Regions from separate parts of the Homo sapiens genome. Here region 2 is linked to region 1. The links are chromatin loops, found by intact Hi-C in ENCODE. Cell type or tissue: psoas muscle. All regions are shown on one strand. Links, peaks and the distances in the headings refer to the core of each region. The heading gives the core; the rest is flanking DNA. Region 1 overlaps COL23A1 (collagen type XXIII alpha 1 chain). Region 2 has its middle 76 kb from the start of RUFY1.

Region 1 (11,284 bases), core at 1,547-9,546:
CTGTGTGTGTCTGTTTGCATGTGTCTGTGTGTGTCTCTATGTATGTGTGTTTGTGTGCATGTGTGTGTCTGTGTTTTTGTGTCTGTGTTTCTGTGTGTGTGTCTGTGTATGTATGTTTGTGTCTGTGTGTCCTGTGGGAGGTGCTTCTCGACTTTTGTTAAGGGAAGGGGAGGAGGGAGGGCCAGTCTCTGAGAAACAGCGAGAGAGAAGAGATCCCTTCAGGTGGAGAGGGGCCCTCAGTGCTACACGACACGTCAAAAGATTTGCAGGCCCAGGGGTGAGGCGAGAATGAATTTCTTGCCAGCCTCAGGGACAGGGGACTTGAGGTGAGGATTGTTAAACAAAACTTAAAAATGAAAAACATGTTACTTCTTGCTCCCCTGAGTTTTAAGGGCAAAAGTGCATGCCAGGGACGTAGCCCTTGGTTTTCTCCCATCCTGGACACAGACCCTGAATTTGGGGTTTATGCTGGAATTGCCAGGGGCTGTGTTGAGCTGGTGAGGCTAGGACTCTGGGACCCTCAGAACAGACAACAGCTCCTCATACTGTGTGGGTTTACAGCTTATGAGGCACCTCCAGGCCCATGCTCCTGGCCGAGGCCTGCGACACCCACACTGTCCGGCCAATTACCTTCCTATCTCCACGTGCTTGTCCCACCAGCATCTCAGACCAGTTGTGGCCCAAACACCTGCCTTGGTCTCCTCCCCAGTGCCCTGTGCGGGGCTGATGGTGCCTGGGAACCTCCAGAGCCAGTCACACCGGATGACTGGCCCTGGTTATTAACTAAGCCCCAGGTTTGGGGGGCAGGTCAGCACTCTCGGGGGGGGCTTTCCTCCTCTCTGGGCCTGTTTTCAATGAGAGCGAGGTACGGGAACGGGAGCCCCCCGGCACACGCAGCACCATGTTCCTCGGGCTGTAGGAGGAAGAAGGCCCAGTGGCCACCCACAAAGCTTCGGGGCTCTTGCCAGGCCTCAGGTTGTGCTCGGCCCAGCGAAGCAGTAGGCCCCGGGCCCCAGGCAGAGTGAGGGGGCATGGCAGGAAAGGGGCCAGGAATGGGGGAAGTAGCCAGACTCTGCTAGATCCGAAGCAATGCAGCACTGTGCTTTCCTGATGGGAATCACTGGGTACGACTAGGAAGTTCTCCGTCTGGGTAACTGAAGCCAGATGAAGACATCTGCCTGTGTTGGGGCAGCTGAACTAACGGATTTGTCTGGTGGCTCTCCTGGGTGGCATGGTTAGGCAGAGGCTGATGGGGAGGGATGCTGGCAGGGTGGGCAGCTGCCCAGGCAGGGTAGGGTGCCTGCCTCCCAGGGTCACTGGGCGATGCCCCCTGCAGGCCTGGAGCTGGGCAGGACTGGGGTGTTGCTGAGCATACAGGGCCTGTGAGCCGCAGGCCAGGCAGGCTGGATGTGACCCCGACTGAATAGGGCCCTCGTGGAGGGAGAGAATGAAGCTGGTCATGCACACTCCTGAGGGCTGATCCTAACCAGGCACGGTGCTGGGGGCGCCATGTGACCGACTTGCAGATGGACAAGCGGTCTACCCTTTATTCTGAGCTCTGTACCTAAATGTCCAACTCCACTGGGAGGCACCACTTCCAAACTCAAGCTCACCTCCCGACTTCCCACGCGCCCCCTGCCTCCCTTGTTACTTACCTGCAGGTCCCAGCAGCACCCAAGCAGTCAAGCCAGAGACCCCCCCCCGGGCATCATCCTGCCCCAGCCCCCAACCTGGACCCCTTCCTTCTCAGCATCAGGCGAACGCTGCCCCTGCACTCAGTCCCCCACTCTGCCACTCGCTCTGCTGTGCTCGATTCTCCCTCCTGGCACAAAGGACCTCCTGCAGTATGTACTCTGCATCTCAGGCAGCTCTGTGTCCCCAACTCCCACTGCAGGACACGACCAAGTGATGTGTGTTCAGGGGAGGAAGGGCGGGGGGGAGAGGGAGGGAGGGAGAAGGGGACAGGCAGGGAGGCCTCAGGTCTCCTCACTGCTTCTGGGATTCTCCTGAAAAGACTGCAAGTCCAGCAAGCTCCAGGGCTTAGGAGAGACACAGGGCCACCTGGTCTGATGTGACGTGCCAGTGAGATAGGGAGTGCCTTCCACCCTTCCTTTCCCGGACTGCGAGAAGACAGGCGGTGAGGCCCTGGGAGAGGGCGAGTGTGCCGGAGCTGCACTCCCTGCTGACTGTGGGCTCCCACTCCACTGCTTCCACCAACAGAGAGGCCAGGCGGGCTTGGAGACTGGATTGCAGGAGCCGCAGGAGTGGGGGCAGGACGGACGGCCTCTCCTGAGTCTCTGGACTATCAGGTGCCGAGAGCCCACCATGGGCAGTGACCTGGGTTCAACATCTACTGGGTGCCAAGCCGGCTGCTCACCCAGTGAGCATGAACTTGGGACCCTTTTCCTCCAGGACTCCCTGTGCCCGCCCCGCAGGCTCACCTTCTGCCTCGCCAGTCCTCTGAAGAAGGTGCTAGTGTTCCCTGCACAGATGAGAACTCTGGGGCTAAGCCAGGTGAAGGGGCCCACCTAAGGCTGTGTTGCTAGAGCCTCCTGGAGCCCTTCATAGTCTGTGGCTCCCAAGTGCAAGGACAGTTGTGTCCCATATGCTGAGCTACCGGGCAGGCGGCCTTGGCGACCAGGGAGGCTGTTCCTCTGGGGATGTGGTCCCTTTGCTGGGGCTGGCTGTGCCCCAGGGCATCTGGGCCTGGTGTGGAGCAGGTTGCCCCGGCCCCTGGGAGAGCAGGGCCAGCTTGGCTGCAGCTAAGACCTGGCTCCAACAAGCAAAACCAGGCCTTTGGCCAGGTGGTTGGCCTCAGAGTTTTTGCTTGTTTCTTGTTTTTCTTCTTTCTACAAGCAGAAGAACCTTTCCTGCTGCTGCCTGAGACTCAGACACTCAGGAAGGCACTGGGAGTCTGTCTTGATTGATCTGCTCATGTGGAGAAGGGGAAACTGAGGCTGCAAGGGATAGGACAGGTCTTGCCCACGGATGCTGCTGGAAAACTTGTCCCAGCTAGAGGGTCTAGCGCTGAAGACCACCTTGGGCTGGGAGAAGGCCACTGTCCCCCACTCTGCATGGGACCCACACGGCTCTGAGCTAGGGGCTGGCTGCTGGGGAACGACAGTATTTCACCGTGGGTGCCACCACAGTGGCATCTGCAAAACTTCTTTTCAGAGGCTGGGGCGAGGGGTATGCCAGAGCAGGAGGGGAAGAACCTGACTGGTGGGGAAGCTGTGTCTTCTGAGCAACTTACTCAACCTCATTGAACCTTAGAGTTTCCAACTCGGGAGGATAGAGGTTTGGGAGTGGTGGCAACTAGACTTGCCTTGCGGAATCATGAACCAGATGAGCTGGCAGCAGACACACCAGCCTGGGGTACAAAAGGGGTGCTTCTTTGGGACCCCAAGAAATAACTGGCTGCAGGGGCCTCTGGGCCATCACAATGCGGGGCTTTAATGTAAGTGGGTTCTTTCCTCTGTGTGTGTGTGTGTGTGTGTGCGCGTGTGTGTGTGTGTGTGTGTGTAATGCGGGGCTTTAATGTAAGTGGGTTCTTTCGTGTGTGTGTGTGTGTCAGGGTCTCACTCTGTCACCCAGGCTGGAGTGGCGTGATCACAGTTCACTGCAGCTTCACACGTCTGGGCTCAAGTGATCATCCCACCATGGCCTCCCAAAGCGTTGGGATTATAGGCCTGAGCCACTGTGTAACTGTTTTTTGTTTTGTTTTGTTTTGTTTTTTTTTTGAGACGGAGTCTCACTCTGTTGCCCAGGCTGGAGTGCAGTGGCGTGATCTCGGCTCACCGCAACCTCCGCCTCCCAGGTTCAAGCGACTCCTCTGCCTCAGCCTCCCGAGCTGCTGGGACCACAGGCACGCGCCACCATGCCTGGCTAATTTTTGTATTTTTAGTAGAGACCGAGTTTCACCATGTTGGCCAGGCTGGTCTCGAACTCCTGACCTCAGGTGATCCACCTGCCTCGGCCTCCCAAAGTGCTGGGATTACAGGTGTGGGCTACCGCGCCCGGCCTGCGTAACTGGTTCTTATGAGTCCCCAGGTGGGTGAAGCTGGAGACACAGTGACTGCACCTCAGCAACACTGCAGGCAGGTTCGAGGTGCTGAGACGCCGACGGAGCCCTTGACTGCACTTTGAGCAAAGTGCAAGGGCAGCCCCGTGGGAAGCCGGGAGCTTTCCCGTGTCCCTAATCACTGCCTGTCTGTGAACCTCTGGATGAGAATGCAGAGGCTGAGCTCTTTGGGAATGAGGTTTCTCAATGAAATTTCAGGGTGCCAGGTCTAGCACAGGCCAGCCAGGGCTCCAGCTCGTTGCCCAATGACTCTGGACGTCTGAGAGCAGCATCAGCACAGTAAACAACTCCAGGGAGGCCTACGGCTTTCTCAGCACTGTTGGAGGCCAGACAAAAGGAAACCATTTCTAACTCATAAAAATCTCATCTCTGGTTGGGGTGGAGAACTCACGCCGCTGATCAACTCCAAAGGGGGGCCTCGAACCCCAACAGGCTTCCTCTGAGGCCTGAGCTGCAAGGATTTGGCTCTCTAAGTGGCTCCCCCCGCCCAGCCCTCCCGGCACCTCCCTCCCCAAGGACGTCCCCTCTAGCAATGCCCGTCTTATCAAGGTCCCTTCACAAACCTGCAGCCACCCCACCTCAGCCGCACTGGGGACAGCCTGCCCAGGCCTCTCCCTCTCACCCTACTGGCCTGGCTGCTTCCTGTGGGCTCCTGACTGGTTGCTCCGCCCTCAGCCCAACCCTGATCCTCCCTTCAGCCAGCCCCTGAGGACAGGGGGTTCATGGAATCCACACAACAGTCTGTGAAGTGCTTTCATTTCTCTCTACTCTTTTCTTCCTATAGATCAGGGGAACTGAGCCCCACAGAAGTCAAGAATTACTACCAGGCGCAACAGCCAAAAGGTGGAAGCAACCCAAACGTCCACGGACAGAAGAATGAGCAAACAGAACGTGCACTGATACAGCGGGACGTGAGTCAGCCCTGGAGAGGAAGGAGTTCCTGCGCACGCTGCAGCATGATGGGCCTGGAGGACGTCACGCGATGGGAAGTAAGCCAGACACAGAAAGACAAATACGGAAGGATTCCACTTCTGGAGGCTCCTGCAGTCGCCAGATTCACAGGGGCAGAAGGTGGAATAGGGGGTGCCATCGGTGGGCTGGGCTAGGGGAGGCGAGACTGGGAAGTCGGTGGGCCCAGAGACTCCGTTTTGCAACATGAAGAGTTCTGGAGAGGGATGGTGGTGGTGACGGGTGCGTGACAATGTGAACATACTGAATGCCACTCAAGTGTACACTTAAGGATGGTTAAGACGGGAAATGTTATGGTATGTGTATTTTATCACAATTAAAGAAAACAAAACAAACACCCCAGGGGTCTCAGCTACCCCTGAGCGAGGCTGTGAGCCGGGCCGTCCTGATGGAGACTGTGGGGATGCTGCTGGCAGCCACAGCAGTGTCCCGTGTGAGGAGCCCGGCACTGTGGAGTCACAGAGGATGGCATCCCCAAGGTCACACAGTGGAGAAATGGCGGAACTGGAACTGGAACCCGGGTCTGTGTGACTTCGGAGTCTGTCCCCTGAACATCTGTGTGTGATTTCCAGTGTGACCATGGCCAAGATTTTCTCATCCCACCACGTGTCGAGTGTCCCTTCAGACCTGGTCCTTCTCAACACCACTGGAAGCCCCTTTATATGACCCTCTTCCCAGAACTTTGGGAGGAAGTGGGGTGAGATGGCCTGAATCCTCCCAGACCTTCAGTCTGGAGCTCTATGAGATTGCTGGGGCTTCAGGGCCATCAGGGGGTGCACCTTGAGCAGAGAAGGCAAGCGAGGTCCCTGGAAAAGAGCTTCCGAGACCAGATCATTAAAACATCTCCCCAGACCATTTCATTTGTTTTACAAGTCTCAGACCAACCTCAGAGCTGAAAACTGCCCAACAAGGGAGCATTCTCTCTGCACATTCCCAGCTTGGCCTCACAAAGCCCTCTGTCCCTTGGAGGAGTGAAGGAGTAGGTGTGTCCCGGTGGGTGTCTCTAAGGTGGGCCTGGGGACCCTACTGCTCCTGGAGGGGACACTGAGACCCGGAGAGGCTGGCCAGCTTGCTCTGGTTCAGCCAGTGCTGCGGGCACTGTGGTCCTCCAGGAATTAAAATCACAGCCTCTTGCTCAACAAATACAGTTCATTCCGAAGCTGCTTACGTCCCCCCCAGAGTCATCTTCCACCATCCATCATGCTGAACCGGGAGCCGAACAGCGCTGGGTCCTGCTGCTTGTGGGAAAGTCCTGAAGCCATCTGGAAAGCCAACACCACAGGCTGCCAGGGTTTTAAGGCACCGCCATAGTCTTCGTCTTCGTCATGTTTGTTTGGAACAACGGTTACTGTCCAGGCTGGTGACAGACCCCGACCACCCCAGTGACCAGAGCTGGTTAAGGTGGCTTGGACACGGTGCCATTCGGTGGATGAATGAATAGGGCCCTGTTAGGAGGGGCTGGGGTGGTAGGTGTCCCCAGTGTCACATTCACAGAGGGCCTCAAATGTGGACATTCATGTGCTCTACAAAGGAGCTGACAGCACCAGATACCAGACAACCACAGCGGCCTGCAACAGTGTTTAATAAAAGCAAGAGCCGCCGGCACCATTTATCGAGTGTCAACTTTACACTTGGCCCCAATCTCGAGTCTACGGTATTAACTCACATATTCCTGACCTCAAACCCATGAGGAAGGCTGTTACTGTTATCTCCATTTTATAGATGAAGAAACTGAGGCACAGGGAGGTTAATGGGCTTTCTGAGGCCGTACGCTGGTAGCCGGTAGAGTCACGCAGTTCTGATTGAGAGTCATGTCCTTAAACACTGCCTGGCTCTCTCTCATTGAAGAAGATACTTATTAAAGGAGAGAGGTTAAATAGTCCACGGTTTTCATAACCTCTTCTTGGCATTTGTTAAGCTGCCCAGGATGTCTCTCAGAGGTCTGTGAATTAAATGTCTAATTACAAGGCCAGTGTGATCGGCAGCCCTGGAGACCCGAGACGACTCCAGCCCCCTTTATGCATAGCATGCCCTCCTTGTGCCATCCAAAATGCCTGCAGTTTCTGGGCTGGTTCCTCTCCCTGAGTTAGGAGCGGATTTAGTTAAGCTTTTCCAATGGGATTAAGGAGTCCGGACCCATGACGCATCCTGGTGACATACCAGCCGTGCTGCAGCCCCAACACACCGTGTTCTCTGGAGCTCCAAGAGCATCTCCCCAAGGGCTCCGGTTGGAGGGCTCAGGCAAGGGGGTGCCCGGTGGGCTGGGGATGGTAGGACCTGCTGACGGGCTGAGCCCAGCAGGCCACGTGCTGGGGGCTTTTACCATCTCCTCAATCCTCTCGAGTAATTCTGAGATGTACAAGATTGGCCCCATTTACAGATAAAAACCCTGAGGCCCACAGGCAAAAGGACCATCCAAGGCTCAGAGCTGGTCAGGCCAGGGCGTTTGCCTGCACCAGTGATGCCCTCCTAAGTTCTTCCTTTTCAGGGAAATGACTGTGGTTTTGGCACCAGAGCTAAACATGGAATGTCCCACCCAGAGGGTGCAACAAGAAGGACGGGAAGGGGCAGGGCACGGGAAGGGGACAAGGGCTGGTCACGGTCTCCGGATCAGACTGTCAGAGCTCTTGTCAGTGCCTCCAGTCAAGGGGCTGAGGTTGCCCAGGGAGGAAAAGCATCAACGTTTTCTAGTAGAAGCACTGACTTTTTTTTTTTTTTTTTTTTTTCAAGACAAATAATCTTTTATTCATAGTCATGGTATCCTCCAGAGAAAATAAACTGATAATTGCTAATAAAAAAACAAGCACTGTATTCCTTGATTAGCTTGATTCCTTTGATTAGATTACAACAATCTTGTAGTCTCAAATTATTACGAGGTAAACAATAGGTTTTATTCACCTACTTTTTAATACAGCATATCTTAGCTGAACATAAAACCCAGAGAATGTATTACTGCGGAAACTGTGTTAAATTTTTTTTCTTCTGAAGCTGTGTGAAGAAAAGTTAGAGAGGTATTTGTTTAAGCAGTTTAAATATAATTCTACTTAGAATCCAACTGGTCTTCACGGATGGTCATTCCAGCACTATAAACTTATGTTATATCCACTAATACACGTTCGTAATTCGATGATTCTTAGATATTTACTTCTAGATAGGAATCAATTAGATAGACCTAAAGAAGTTAGAAAGTATTCTGAAAAACAAAGAAACATATATGAAATACGTCTGGGTTTGTTACCTTCTTAATATAATGTAACCTGTCTAGAGATTTCCAGAATGAAAAACGTAAGGTTGGAATGACTCTTATTAGTTTAATAAGAAAATATGTATCCTATAAAATATTTATGATATACAGAGTTTTAACGAAATTTGAACGATTAAAATTAAGCCTTGGCTGGATTTCATCAAATTCAGTGTGGAGCTTTGGAGACTCATTGAACAGTTCTTTCCTTAGATAATTACCTTGCTTAGAAGTGCTCCTATCCAGACAGAATTCCCGATTTTTTTCACTTACTAAGAGAAGTCTGTGCCTTCATGCCTTTATAAATGGAGTAAAGCATGAATACATTTTCTAGGAAGAGGGATCTTGTTTATTGGAATCAAACTATTTTAACTAGAATTATAGTAAGGAAAAATTCCAACCACAGTGATATTTAAAATGGTTTTATTCTCTTTCTTAGCTTTTATCCATCTCTTTTTGTAAGCCACATACGCTCAAACAAACTAATAATAACAGTAAGATCTAGTTTCAAGGTAGTGGACTGCAACATTGAAGTCTGTGGACTTCTTTGCAAAAAAAAAAAACGTTGCTTGGCATTAACAGTTTTTCTATCAAATACAAAATTCTGAGTGAGTTACATCACTAGAGAGTATACGAGTCTTCCACTCTGGTCGGCTTATTCTATGGAGTGAGACTGATACTACTGCTTATCTCATAGTTTTGTTATGATAGTTAATATTTATTAAAAAACTCAGACTAATGTTTGACACAGTAAATGCTAAAGACATGCTTACAGAATAAATAAATACATTCATAAATAAGTCAGTCTCTGTTCTAGTCATGCCATATTAATTACAATCCACATGCTAGAGTTTGTGATATTCTCTCTGCCTGCTTCCCCACCTGTCTTTCTATTTATTTAAATCCTATTATTCTTCAAGGACTGTGCAGATCCCACCTTTCTAAGCCCTTCAGGACAGACAACTCTGGACTCTACTAACCTCATGTTTCTCCTTCACTCATTTGCACTTATGCACAAATATCCTGTTTGCTTTATTTAGCCTTTACTGTTGGTTGTTAACCAGGCAAGGGCATTAGAATTCCCTGAGTTGCTTTTCTAAAATGTATATCCCTAGGCCAAACCCCTAGAATTGTTAGATTCAGTGAGTCCTGCCTGGCACCAAAACATGCACATTTTGAAAAGGTTCTTCAGCAACACCAATATACGCCACTAGTCAAGATACACTGATCAAAATTACCTTTTGTTGGAGGTATGCAGATTTTCTTTATCAACACAATCATGAACATCTTGAAGACACAGACCATGCTTTGTTTTTCTTATGTAAACATGGCCACTACTGAATAACACTCCTCTTTCATGTTTCATTGTAAGATCTCTGAGAGTGGCGCCCAGGTTATGCCTTGCCAATGGGTTGGGGAGCGTATTAGCCAGTTCTCATGCTGCTAATAAAAACATACCTGAGAATGGGCAATTTATAAAGAAAGAGAGGGTTAATGGACTCATGTGGCTGAGGAGGCCTCATAATCATGGCAGAAGGTGAAAGGCACATCTTACATGGTGGCAGGCAAGACAGAATGTGAGCCAAGCAAAAGGGGAAACCCCTTATATAAAACCACGAGATCTCGATGACTACCACAAGGACAGTATGGGGAAAACCACCCCCGTGATTCAATTATCTCCCAATGAGTCCCTCCCACAATACGTGGGAGTTATGGGAGCTACAGTTCAAGATGAGATTTGGGTGGGGACACAGCCACACCGTATCAGGGAGGGACAAAGAGAGCCACAGGTAGATCATTCAACTGTTGCCACAATTATGCTATGTCATGAATAACCACAAATCTTCAGTGATCTACCAAAAAAGGCCCTCTTGTTCATGTTTCCAGAATCCGCAGGAATAGGCTAGGCACCTGTGCTGGGTTTTCTCACACATTTGTGGGGTCAGAAGCACTGCCTTTTGAAAGCCCCCAGCCTTCGGTGCCTTCCAGCAGAGACTTAAAGGGAGAGGTACTGACTGGGACTCCTTTTGATTGGCAGATGTAAGGCACGTGGGTGCCACGATGGGGAGCTAAGCCACAGGCCATTTCTCAGGCCTGGCAGAGCCCCTCCCCAGACCCTTCGGCCCAGGCAGCTGAAGGGAGGACTGAGCAAAACCGATGGGAAGAGGGGAAAGCCCCTCAGCGTGCCTGAGACTACGACCCTTCCTGCCCACAGGGGCTCAGAGCCATGAGAACATCTCTGAAGGGCCGAAGGGGCCGGACTAGCCAGCAGACCTGGACAGGAAGGGGAGGGGTGGGGCGACTCCAGAAAGGGGCTTTCGGCCGGGCGCGGTGGCTCACACCTATAATTCCAGCACTTTGGGAGGCCGAGGTGGGTGGATCACCTGAGGTCAGGAGTTCGAGACCAGCCTGCCCAAATGGCGAAACCCCATGTCTAATGAAAATACAAAAAATTAGCCGGGTGTGGTGGCGGGCGCCTGTAACTTCAGCTACTCGGGAGGCTGAGGCAGGAGAATTGCCTGAATCTGGGAGGCAGAGGTTGCAGCGAGCCGAGATTGTGCCACTGCACTCTAGCCTGGGCGATACAGCAAGACTTCATCTCCAAAAAAAAAAAAAAGGAAAGGGGCTCTCAAGGGTGGAGGTCAGGTGAACCTGAATACTTAAAGAGCCTGTAGCCAGGTGAAGGCAGGTGCTGGCTACAAAGAAGCATGTTGCCAACGCTGGCAGCAGGACTGCTGGTACCCTCACAGGCGGCAGGTACAGCCATGGTGCAGGCTGTGTCGGTGCTGGGTGGCCAGCGGTGGGTGGGGGGCTGGGGATATGGCTCTTGCTACATGGGCTGGTGGCCTGTGGCTTTGGGCTTGGTCAGACCCAGATCTGTGCTAGCGCAAGTAAGCTTTGCCCCAGAGCCTGTCATCTCCTGGGATCTTGTTTCCTGTTGGAAAACAGGCTCCAGAGAGGCGCATGTAAACCAGCACACCCCAAAGATCACA
Region 2 (11,284 bases), core at 1,422-9,421, 1.2 Mb after region 1:
GCTCCCAGCCCATGGTGGATCCAGCCATCATCTCTGCCCAGGGTCGCTAAACAGGATCCAAGAGCCTGGGGGGAGTAGGAAGGCGCCCGGCTTATTGCGGAATCCCTGCTCCCAGACATCCCCATCCTGGGAGCCTAGCCTCTGAGGCACACAGGGGGATCTCCCCAAGGCCCCTCCCACTCTCTCCCAGGTCCCCAGCGGGGGTACCCATGGCAGGGCAGGATGCTCCGAAAACCCAGCAGGCCTCTTCTATCCGAAGGCCCAAGCCATGCATCTCTGACCAGGGTGACTTTGAAAGGTGTCTGAGGTGTGGGCCCCAAACACCCTCCCACTTCATGCCTTGGCAGGAGCTGCTCTATGAGGCCGGAATGACCCCCACTCTCTGCCCCACCCCTCACCTGCACCACACCAGCCAAGGAAGGTCAGCCACCTAAGCTCTGGGGACCCTGTGTTGCTAATGCAGACAGTCCCTACAGACTCCCCCACACTGCTGTGGTCTGCCATGGCCTGTCCCTGCCCGTTGTAGGGAAAGCCACGTTCTATCATGAAGTGGGGGCGAGGCTGGGGATGGGAGCATAGGGAGACCTGCCCTGGGGGTCAGGAAGACCCCCCACTGGCCCCTGGGTCACACCAGGTTCAGAGCAAAGGGTGGGATAGGGAGTGGGCATCAAGGAGCTTAGGTGGTCTTCTCAGGGTGGAGAGGTTGCCCAGGGAAATGCTCTCTTTCTTCCTTTTGTTTCCTCTAGGAGATTTGTTCAAGGTGGAGGCAGGGCAAGCCCAGGCATGGGACGGGGCCTCTCCAGAGGAGAGAGACGCTGGACAAGCAGGGCCCTGGGGTGGGTGGGGCGCGTGCAGCTCAGGCCACTTCCTACATGTGCTGTGGGTCCCCTCTCTCACCTGCCCTGAGGTTTGTTTTGTTAACAATGTAGATGCTTTGCCTCTCTTAGTGCGTTCAGCTGTCATCACAGAATACCATAGACTGGGTGCTTATCAACGACAGAAATTTCTTTCTTGCAATTCTGGAGGCTGGGAGCCCGAAATCAAGTGCTGGCAAATTCAGCGTCTGGTGAGGGCTGCTTCCTGGTTCATAGATAGCCCCTAGCCCTATTCATGAGGGCTCTGCCCTCATCACTCCCCAAAGGTCCCTCCCACCCCCGATACCATCACGTTGGTGACTAGACTTCAGTATATGAAGCTGGGGGTGACACCAACATTCAGACCATAGGATTACGCATTGGCAAAATAAAATTCTTCTTAAAAATACATGTGGAAGGCCGGCCGCGGTGGCTCATGCCTGTAATCCCAGCACTTTGGGAGGCCGAGGCAGGCGGATCACGAGGTCAGGAGATCGAGACCATCTTGGCTAACACAGTGAAACCCCGTCTCTACTAAAAATACAAAAAATTAGCCGGGTGTAGTGACGGGCGCCTGTAGTCCCAGCTACTCAGGAGGCTGAGGCAGGAGAATGGCGTGAACCCAGGAGGCGGAGCTTGCAGTGAGCCAAGGTGGTGCCACTGCACTCCAGCCTGAGTGACAGAGCAAGACTCCATCTCAAAAAAAAAAAAAAAAAACACGTGGAAGCATGAGGCAGAAGCATCCCCAGCCAGCTGCTGCGTCCATTATCACCCTCCGACCCAGCAGGCACGGCTGGTGCCCCCCTGCTCTGTGAGTGGGACCAGGTGTCATCGGAGACACCTGTTGGGGGACACAGAGGCCTTGGGCCGGGTCAGCGCCGCCAGCTGCTCCTTGGGGAAGGCAGGATGAGGGGCCGGCTTTTAAGATGGTGGCTGCTGGGGAGCTGCCTACACGCTCTGTTTAATATTCTCTTTAACTCGACACCTTCTGACACCATGCTGGAGGCTGATGAAGGGGAAATCTGACAGGAGCTATAGGGTGGGTCTGAGATGTCAGTCCGTGCTCCGCCGTCTCTCTCCTCTGTTGCCACATTTGGGTTGGACCTGAGGCCATCGAAACTGGGACCTTTAGAAGTCCCTTGCAGAACGCTTGCTAGCTTTATTGTTAGGCACCCTATACTTTTTGTTACTTTGGTAAATTGATTTTTTCATTGCTTTTTGGAATGTAGAAAGGCAATTGATTTTTGTTTATTGATCAACCAACTAGCTCAACCACCCTATTAATTCTGTCATCTGTCTGCAAGTTTGGGGGAGGTTCTATTTATATGATCATATCATTAGACAGTGATTACAGTTTGCTTTCCCTTCTTCTCATTCTCAAACATTGAGTTTCTTTTTCTTCTCTGTCTGCACTGTCTGGGGCCCTCAGGACAATCTCCAGTGGAAACAGCGTGCTGGGCATCTGATTGTATTCCTGACTGGCTGAGGATGACGACTAGTATGTCACTGTCAAATGTGACGTTTCCCATAGATTGTTAGTGTATATCTTCTTTCACTTCAGATTTGCTAAGAGTTTGAGTTTTTTTCCAATCATGAGTGGTTTTTACATTTTATCAATTTATTTTCATGCATCTATTAAGAATATAATCTGCTCTTGACCAGGCACGGTGGCTCACGCCTGTAATCCCAGCACTTTGGGAGGCCGAGGCCGGCGGATCACAAGGTCAGGAGATCGAGACCATCCTGGCTGACACGGTGAAACCCCACCTCTACTAAAAATAAAAAAAAAATTAGCCGGGCGAGGTGGCGGGCGCCTGTAGTCCCAGCTACTCGGGAGGCTGAGGCAGGAGAATGGCGTGAACCCAAGAGGAGGAGCTTGCAGTGAGCCGAGATCGCGCCACTGCACTCCAGCCTGAGTGACAGAGCGAGACTCCGTCTCAAAAAAAAAAAAAAAGAATATCATCTGCTCTCTTTTCCCTGTGCCTATTAATATGGTGACTTCACAGGTCAATTTTCTAATGTTAAATCAACCTTGAGTTTCTGGAACATAACAACCTGGACGTGACCTGTTATATTTCTTTTTTTTTTCAAGATGGAGTCCTGCCCTGTCGCCCAGGCTGGAGTGCAGCGGTGCGATCTCGGCTCACTACGACTTCTGCCTCCCAGGTTCAAGGGATTCTCCTGCCTCAGCCTCCTGAGTAGCTGGGACTACAGGCATGTGCCACCACGCCCGGCTAATTTTTGTATTTTTAGTAGAGACGGGGTTTCACCATGTTGGCCAGGCTGGTCTCTAACTCCTGACCTCAGGTGATCCGCCCGCCTCGGCCTCCCAAAGTTCTGGGATTACAGGTGTGAGCCACCGCGCCCGGCCTGAACTCTTATACTACTATGTGTTTTGCCTGGATTTGATTTGCGCAATATTTTACCTAGAGGGTTTTCACATCCATGTTCATAAGTAGATTGGCCTGTAATGACTTTTCTCCCAATTTTCTCTTTTTCGAACTATAAAAAGAATTGGAGAATGTTTCCTCTTTGTCTCCAGAACACTTTATATATAAAACCAAAACCATCTTCTCCTTTAAAGAGGTCTTAAACTTACCTCGGTCTGTTTCTTTTGTGAAAGATTGTTTATTAATAATCTAATTTCTTTAAATTTTATCAGACTCTTCATTCAGGTTTTCTATTTATCCTTAAGCTGGTTTTTATTAATTGTATTTTCTAGGTGTTTTAGACAGTTTTGAGTTTATGAGCATCAGGTTGAAATGGGGAAGGTTCCCTTGTCCTCCTCACAGGGCATGTGACAGGGGGTGTGGCTCGCTTCTTCAGGGCCCCACTGCTCAAGCCTCTAGGAGAGCATACAGACAGGCAGCGTCTGGGGGTGAATGTTCACAGCACCTGAAGCCCCAGTGGGCGTGGGCTGCATGTGCTCTTTTAGGTGTTCCATCTATAGGCGGCTTGTGTTAACCAGCTCAATTAGACCCTTTACCTTGTTGCAAGGACAAAGGGCTTTCTGTGTCCCAGGTGTGTACCAGGTGCCTTGGTGTCCCGGAAGAATCGGACCACACGTGGGCTTGGAGAATGAGTGCGAGGTTTTATTGAGTGGAAGTAGCTGTCAGAAGATGGCAAAGCCAGAAGGGAGATGGTTTTCCCCTGGAGTCAGCCACTCAGCGGCTGGACTCTTCTCCGACCACTTCAGCCAAACTCCATGTCATTCCCCCGGTCAATGGCCTGCCGGCGTGCCGGCCTCTGCCTGTGCCTATGGGCGTGCTCTTCAACCCATGTGCTCCTGTCAACGTCCAGCCGCCCGTGTGTTCCTCTGCTGACGTGCTTCTCTGTCCAGCCACCTGCGTGTCTGCCCGCTAGGGTCTCGGGTTTCTATAGGCACAGGATAGGGACGTGGCCGGCCAGGGTAGTCTTGGAAAATGCAATATATGGGCAGGAAAACAAAAATGCCTGTCCTCACCTAGGTCCGTGGGCGCAGGCCTGGGGGTGGAGCCCTAGCCAGGGACCGTGCCCTTCCCTTCCCAGCACTTCTGTATCAAAGCCATAGTACTTTTTACTGTCATTTTAATCTTTGCTGTACCTGAGATGTATCTTCTTTTTCACTCCTGAAAGTTTTGGGGTGTATGTGTGCCTTACTTCTTTTCTTACAGCTTTATTGAGATATATTCCACATACCATAAAATTCACCCATGTGAAGCATACAGTTTAATGATTTTTAGAATATTCACAGTGGTACAACCAACACCACCATCTAATTTTAGAACATTTTCAGCATCCTTAAAAGAAATCCCAGCGACATCAACAGCCACTCCCTTCTGTTTCATTCTCCACCTGAGACTTTTTTTTTTTTATTAGACAGAGTCTCACACTGTCACCTAGGCTGGAGTGCTGTGGCGTGATCTCGGCTCACTGCAACCTCCGCCTCCCGGGTTCAAGCGATTCTCCTGCCTCAGCCTCCCGAGTAGCTGGGGCTACAGGCACCCATCACCATGCCCAGATAATTTTTGTATTTTTAGTAGAGATGGGGTTTCACCATGTTGGCCAGGATGGTCTCAATCTCTTGACCTCGTGATCTGCCCGCCTCGGCCTCCCAAAGTGCTGGGCTTACAGGCATGAGCCACCAGTGCCGGGCCGAGATTGGCTTTTAATTTGTTGCATGTTTGCATGGTTCAAAAGTCAAAATGACATGATGAGGCATAAAATAAGTATAGGCTGGGCACGGTGGCTCACACGTATAACCTCAACACTTTGGGAGATCAAGGCAGGAGGATCACTTGAGGCCAAGAGTTCAAGACCAGCTTAGGCAACATAGCGAAGCCCCATCTCTACAATTTTTAATTAAACTTAGCCAGGCATAGTGCCGTGTGCCTGTATTTAGCCGGGCATAGTGGTGTGTGCCTGTATTCCCAGCTACTCGAGAGGCTGAGGCAAGAGGACTGCTTAAGCCCAGAAGTTCGAGGCTGCAGTGAGCCATGATCACACCATTGCACCTCCAGCCTGGGCAAGAGTGCAAGACTGTGTCTCTAAAAAATTAAAAATTAAAATGGGGTATAAAACTATACAAAAAAAATTCTAACTCCCATCTTCATCTTCCCCACAATTGTCTCTCTCACACTCACATAACCATTTTTATTCATTTTCTGTTTATTTTTCTGTATTTCTTTATACAACTACAACAAGGAAATGCAAATATATTTATTCCTATTTTCCACTCTTTTCTTACAGAAAGGTAACATCATTGATACAGTATCTTGCACCTTCTTTTTTTTCTTACTATATCCTGAAGTAGCTCCTTATTCTTTCTTCCAGTTGTGTTTCATGTTTATTCAGCCAGCTCCCCATGGGCAGGCCCTTGGCTTGTTTCCAAGCTTTTACCATTACAAACAGTGCTGTAGTGTATAACCTCGTTCATGGGTCATTTTATACTCGTGAATATCTGTCTGTAGAATAGATTTTCAGAGGTAGGATTGCTGGGTCAAAGGATAAATACATTTTTTTGTTTGTTTGTTTGTTTTTTGTTTTTTTTGAGACGGAGTCTTGCTCTGTCGCCCAGGCTGGAGTGCAGTGGCACCATCTCAGCTCACTGCAAGCTCCGCTTCCCGGGTTCACGCCATTCTCCTGCCTCACCCTCCTGAGTAGCTAGGAATACAGGTGCCCGCCACCATGCCTGGCTAATTTTTTGTATTTTTAGTTGAGACGGGGTTTCACTGTGTTAGCGAGGATGGTCTCGATCTCCTGACCTCGTGATCCACCCGCCTCGGCCTCCCAAAGTGCTGGGATTACAGGCATGAGCCATCGCGCCCGGCCAATACATTTGTATTTTTTATAAGCAATGCCAAACTGCTCTCCATAAGGTTTGTACAATTTTGTATTCTCCACAACCAAACCTGTTTCCTCACAGCCACACCAACGATGTATTTTACAATTTTGGATTTTTGCCAAATTGAATTGCGCAAAATGATGTCTAAGGGCAATTTAATTTGCATTTCTCTTATTACAACTGGGGTTGAGCATCTCTTGATGTTTAAGGATCATTTGCATTTCATTCTGTATGAACTATTTCTTTCTTTTGCCCATTTTTTCTTTGTAGTCCTTGGTCTCTTTCTTAGGAAAGTAAAAGCTATCTTTATCTATTACTGCATGACAAACTACCTCAAAACCTAATGGCTTAAAGCGACATAATTTATTATTCCTCAGGATTCTGCGGGTCGAGTGGGCACAGCTGGGTGGCTCTTGCTCTACTTGCTACCAGCTGGGCTTACTCACTCGGCTACATTTGGCCGGCAGCTTGGCTGAGCTGGATGGTCCACCAAGCCTTCACTCACTTGTCGAGTGCCTTTGTGCTCGTCTGCATAGCCACGTCACCTCGGCTGGGGCCTCCTCACAGCGTGGTGGTCTCAGGGAAGTCAGCCTTCTTACATAGCAGCTGGCTTTCAAGAGGGAGGAAACAGAAGCTGCCAGTCCTCTTAAGGCCTGGATTCCAACGTCAGGAAATGTCACTTCTGCATTCCTTTGGTCATAGAAAGTCACAAGGTCAGCCCAGATTTAAGGAATAGGAAATAGACCCCACCTCTGGGTGGGAGAAGTGGTGTGGGCTGCAGGGAAGGAACGCACTGGTGGCCGTCGGGGCCAAAGACCGGGGATAGACGGGGAGAGCGGGGGCAGCCGCTGGCATCACCGTGAGCCTGTCTTAGCCCTTGGGGGCATCGTGAGGTTGGATTCTTTAAAGACAGGGCTCCGAGGGTTGGGAATCTTGAGGGCTATAACAATACTAAAAACTGAGGACACGCATACATTTCGTTGTGATTTTCGGTGGAGGAACTTAGTGAAGGTGGTGTTACGGGGTCGGGGAGAAAATGTAAAAGCTTGGCCGTGGGTGGGTTGGGGCCGACCCTTTCTCCCACCGGTTTATGGCTGGAGAAGGTGGGAGATGTCAACTCCATTTAGGGGACTGGAGGGACCTGGACAGTTTTGAAGGGGAATTTGAGAGTTGAATTTGAGTGTGCGCTTGTAAAGGACTCAACCCTGCCAGTCGCGGTTCAAGATCAGGGTTGGCTGTAGGTGGGAGGCCGTGCAGTTCCTGGGAAAGCTAACTCACCGCGGTGTCTTTTCTGTCTCACGCCGAGAAGAGCCCTGTTTGTGCTCCGCTACTGCCTGGAGTCTCCAGAGGACGCAAACGGGCGAGGGGATGTGTGGGGAGAAGTACTTGCTTTTTCTTGCTTTCTTCTTTACAGAATTTGTTCTTTTCCCACAAGGCCACTCTAGCCACACCAGGAGCTTTCTCAGAAGCAGTCACAATCTTTTTCCTTTTTTTGTTTTCAGACAAGGTCTCACAAATGACAAACAACAAGACAAATGACAAACAGGCAAAAAAAAAAAATCTTTTTTCTTCCAAGATAAAACCCAAATTGATTCAGCAGACATTTTGATTAGGAAATCCTATAAATCAGGACCACTCTTAATTTCAGACACTCCGTTATGAAGTGTACATCTACCTCTAGGGGATGAATAAGCCATTGAATCTTTTAAAAACTGGCTTTTTAAAAACTGTTGCCGAGGCTGGAGTGCAGTGGCACAATCTTGGCTCACTGCAGCCTTAAATTCCTGGGCTCAAGTGATCCTCCTGATTTAGTCTCCCTAGTAGCTGGGAGCACAGGTGCATGCCACCACCATGCTGGCTAATTTTTTTTTTTTTTTGAGACGGAGTCTCGCTCTGTTGCCCAGGCTGGAGTGCAGTGGCATGGTCTCGGCTCACTGTAACCTCTGCCACCCAGGTTCAAGCGATTCTCCTTCCTCAGCCTCCCAAGTAGCTGGGATTACAGGCACCTGCCACAGCGCCTGGCTAATTTTTGTATTTTTAGTAGAGACGGGGTTTCACCATCTTGGCGAGGCTGGTCTTGAACTTCTGACCTCGTGATCCACCCCCTGCTCGGCTACCCAAAGTGCCAGGATTACAGGCATGAGCCACCGCGCCCCGCCTAATTTTTGTATTTTTGTGTAGAGATGGGATCTCATTATGTTGCTCAGGCTGATCTCAAACTCCCGCCCTCAAGCAATCTTCCTGCCTTGGCCTCTCAAAATGCTGGGATTATAGACGTGAGCCACTGGGCCCACCTAAACAATCTCTTGAGCCTCTCTCCCATCCTCCCAGCCCAACTTTCTTATTCCATCCTTGCTGGTGTCTGTAGGAATGGACAAGAGACCCTGGATGTTTTTCTGCTCTGTGCTGGCCTCTGTGAAGCTGTGGGCCTCAGGCTCTGCACATCCTCCCCGTGCGGTTTGTCTCCTTCTCCCATGCAGCTGTTCTTTGTGACCGAAGCTGGTTTTAAAATGTGGCTTTCCCCGAGGAGAAATCACAGGCTTTGCCCTTTGAAGCTTAATGGTGTCTTACGAAGGTCCTACCCCCAAATGCGAAGGTAGCAAAGCCAGTTTTTAAGAGATTCAATGGCCTGTTCATCCTCCAGATGTAGATGTACGCTTCATAACGGAGTGTCTGAAATTAAAAGTGGTCCTGATTTATAGGATTTCCTAATTAAAATGTCTGCTGAATCAATTTGGGTCTTGTTCTGGGAAAGAAAAGAATTTTTTTGCCTGTTTGTCATTTGTCTTTTGACTTTGCTTATGTTTGTGTCTGTGTGTGCATGTGCACGTAGGGTTTTGTTGAACATTTTATTTGGAAACAATTATAGATTCACAGAAGTTGCAAGGATAGTATCGAGATGTCCCCATTTACACTTCACACAGTTTCTCCCAGTGACAATATCTTACATAACTATGGTACAACATCAAAACCGGGAAAATTGACATTGGTGCAATGTGCGTCATCTTTTTTTTTTTTCTTTTTTGAGACAGAGTCTCACTCTCTCGCCCAGGCTGGAGTGCAGTGGCGCGATCTCAGCTCACTGCAACCTCTGCCTCCCAGGTTCAACCCATTCTCATGCCTCAGCCTCCCGAGTAGCTGGGACTATACGTAGCCCGCCACCACACCTGGCTAGTTTTTGTATTTTTAGTAGAGAAAGGGTTTCACCTTGTTGGCCAGGCTGATCTCTAACTCCTGACCTCAGGTGATCTGCCCATCTCAGCCTCCCATAATGCTGGGATTACAGGCGTGAGCCACCAAGCCCGACCCAATGTGTGTCATCTTATCATATGTGTAGTTTCATGTAACTATTACAATCAAAATACAAAACTGTCCCATTGCCACAAAAATCACCCTTGGGAGCCACCCCATGATAGTCACCTACACAGCCATGTCCCCACCATCCCTAACCTCTGACAGCCACTCGTCTGTTTTCCATCTCTGTAGGGGGTGAATAGGCCTCCAAAAATGTATGTCCAGCTCCTAACCCCTGGAACTGTGAGTGTGACCTTATTTGGAAAGGGGTCCTTACAACTGTAATGAAGAGTCTCGAGTTGAGATCATCCTGGAGTCAAAGTGGGCCCTGAATCCAATGACAGCTGTAAGAAAAGGAAGAAGGACATTGGAGACAAAAGGCAAAGAGGAGAAGGCGATGTGGAGACGGAGACACAGGTGGCAGTGATGCGTCCAAAAGCCAAAGAAGGTCAAGGATTGCGGCAGCCACCAGAAGCCAGGAGAGAGGCATGAATCCAATTCTGTCTCAGAGCCTTCAGAAAAAACACTTCACTTAAACTGGTAAAAAGCAAAACCAAAACCAAACAAACAAAAACATTGACAAAGGGGAATCCACACGCACAGGGCATTAGAGCATTCAACAAATATGAGTGCCTACCGTATGCCAGGTGCTGGACAGAGCATTTGGCATACTTTAGTGAACAGGAAGGTGAAGGCCCTGCCCTTCAGCAGTGACTTGCTAATGGGTTGTTGTTTTTTCCGGGCTATTTTCTTTCTGCTATTCCGATTGGATAATATATATCATTGTACCTCCAAGTTCATGGATTTCTTTCCTCCATCCTCTCCATTCTGCTGTTAAACCCATCCATTGAGTTTTTATATTGTTATTCTATATTTTATCCTTACTTTTTTTTTTTTTTTTTTTTTTTTTTGAGATGGAGTCTCACTCTTTTTCGCCCAGGCTGGAGTTCAGTGGCGCAATCTTGGCTCACTGCAACCTCTGCTTCCTGGGTTCAAGTGATTCTCCTGCCTCAGCCTCCCAAGGAGCTGGGATTACAGGTGCACCCCACCATGCCCGGCTAATTTTTTTGTATTTTCAGTAGAGACGGGGTTTCACCGTGATAGCCAGGATGGTCCCAAACTCCCTCAGGTGATCCGCCCAGCTCGGCCTCCCAAAGTGGTGGGATTACAGGCATAAGCCACTGTGCCTGGCCTCATTTATTTCTTAATATCATCTATTTCTTTGCCTAGACTTTCTCCTTTTTCATTGGTTTCAAGCGCATTCATAATGTGCACATTGCACCATTTTATGACAGCTGCTTTAAAATTCTTATCAGATAATTCTAACATCTGTGTCATCTCAGTGTTCGTGTCTGCTGTCTCTTCTCATTCATGCTGAGACTCTGTCCCTACAAAAATTAAAAAATAATTAGCCGGGCATAGTGGCATGTGCCTGTGGTCCAAGCTCCTCAGGAGGCTGAGGCAGGAGGATCACCTGAGTGCAGGAGTTCAAAGCTGCCATGAGCCGTGATCACACCACGGCACTCCAGCCCAAGTTACAGAGTGAGACTGTCTCCGAAATAAATAAACAAATAAATAAAAATACACACATTTAAAATATTTGACTCAACTCGTGAATGAATGAAAAAATCAGTAAGCTACCACAACTAGTTTAAAGGAGAATTCAAAGAACAGAGACACCTATGGATCATGAAGTGGATGTATAAATATATATCAAATTGGCTCTTTTTTGGTAGGGTTTGCATTAGCTTCCTCTTGCTGCTATAACAAATTATCACAAATGTAAGTGGCTTAAAACAGCAAATGTATTGTC

The links. Peaks named below come from ENCODE experiments on the same cell type or tissue, not always from the same donor. Only the 100,000 strongest peaks of a DNase experiment are listed, where the experiment ranks them.
Region 2: it touches region 1 in a loop (4-fold over the local background); 1 of 110 quality-filtered maps calls a loop at or near these places.

Annotation. Positions count from the first base shown.
Region 1 is chr5:178,308,009-178,319,292 of GRCh38, forward strand. All of the region lies in intron 2 of COL23A1 (collagen type XXIII alpha 1 chain), which reads right to left. Among named protein-coding and RNA genes, the nearest start is that of PHYKPL, 81 kb to the left of the region's middle. RefSeq lists an enhancer at 4,601-5,103. In psoas muscle, for the core only: no CTCF peak of the experiment used is centred there; DNase peaks (open chromatin) are centred at 4,733 and 5,023.
Region 2 is chr5:179,468,694-179,479,977 of GRCh38, forward strand. No RefSeq gene overlaps it. Among named protein-coding and RNA genes, the nearest start is that of RUFY1, 76 kb to the right of the region's middle. RefSeq lists enhancers at 1-256, 3,691-4,192, 4,193-4,692. In psoas muscle, for the core only: no CTCF peak of the experiment used is centred there; no DNase peak of the experiment used is centred there; H3K27me3 peaks cover 438 bases.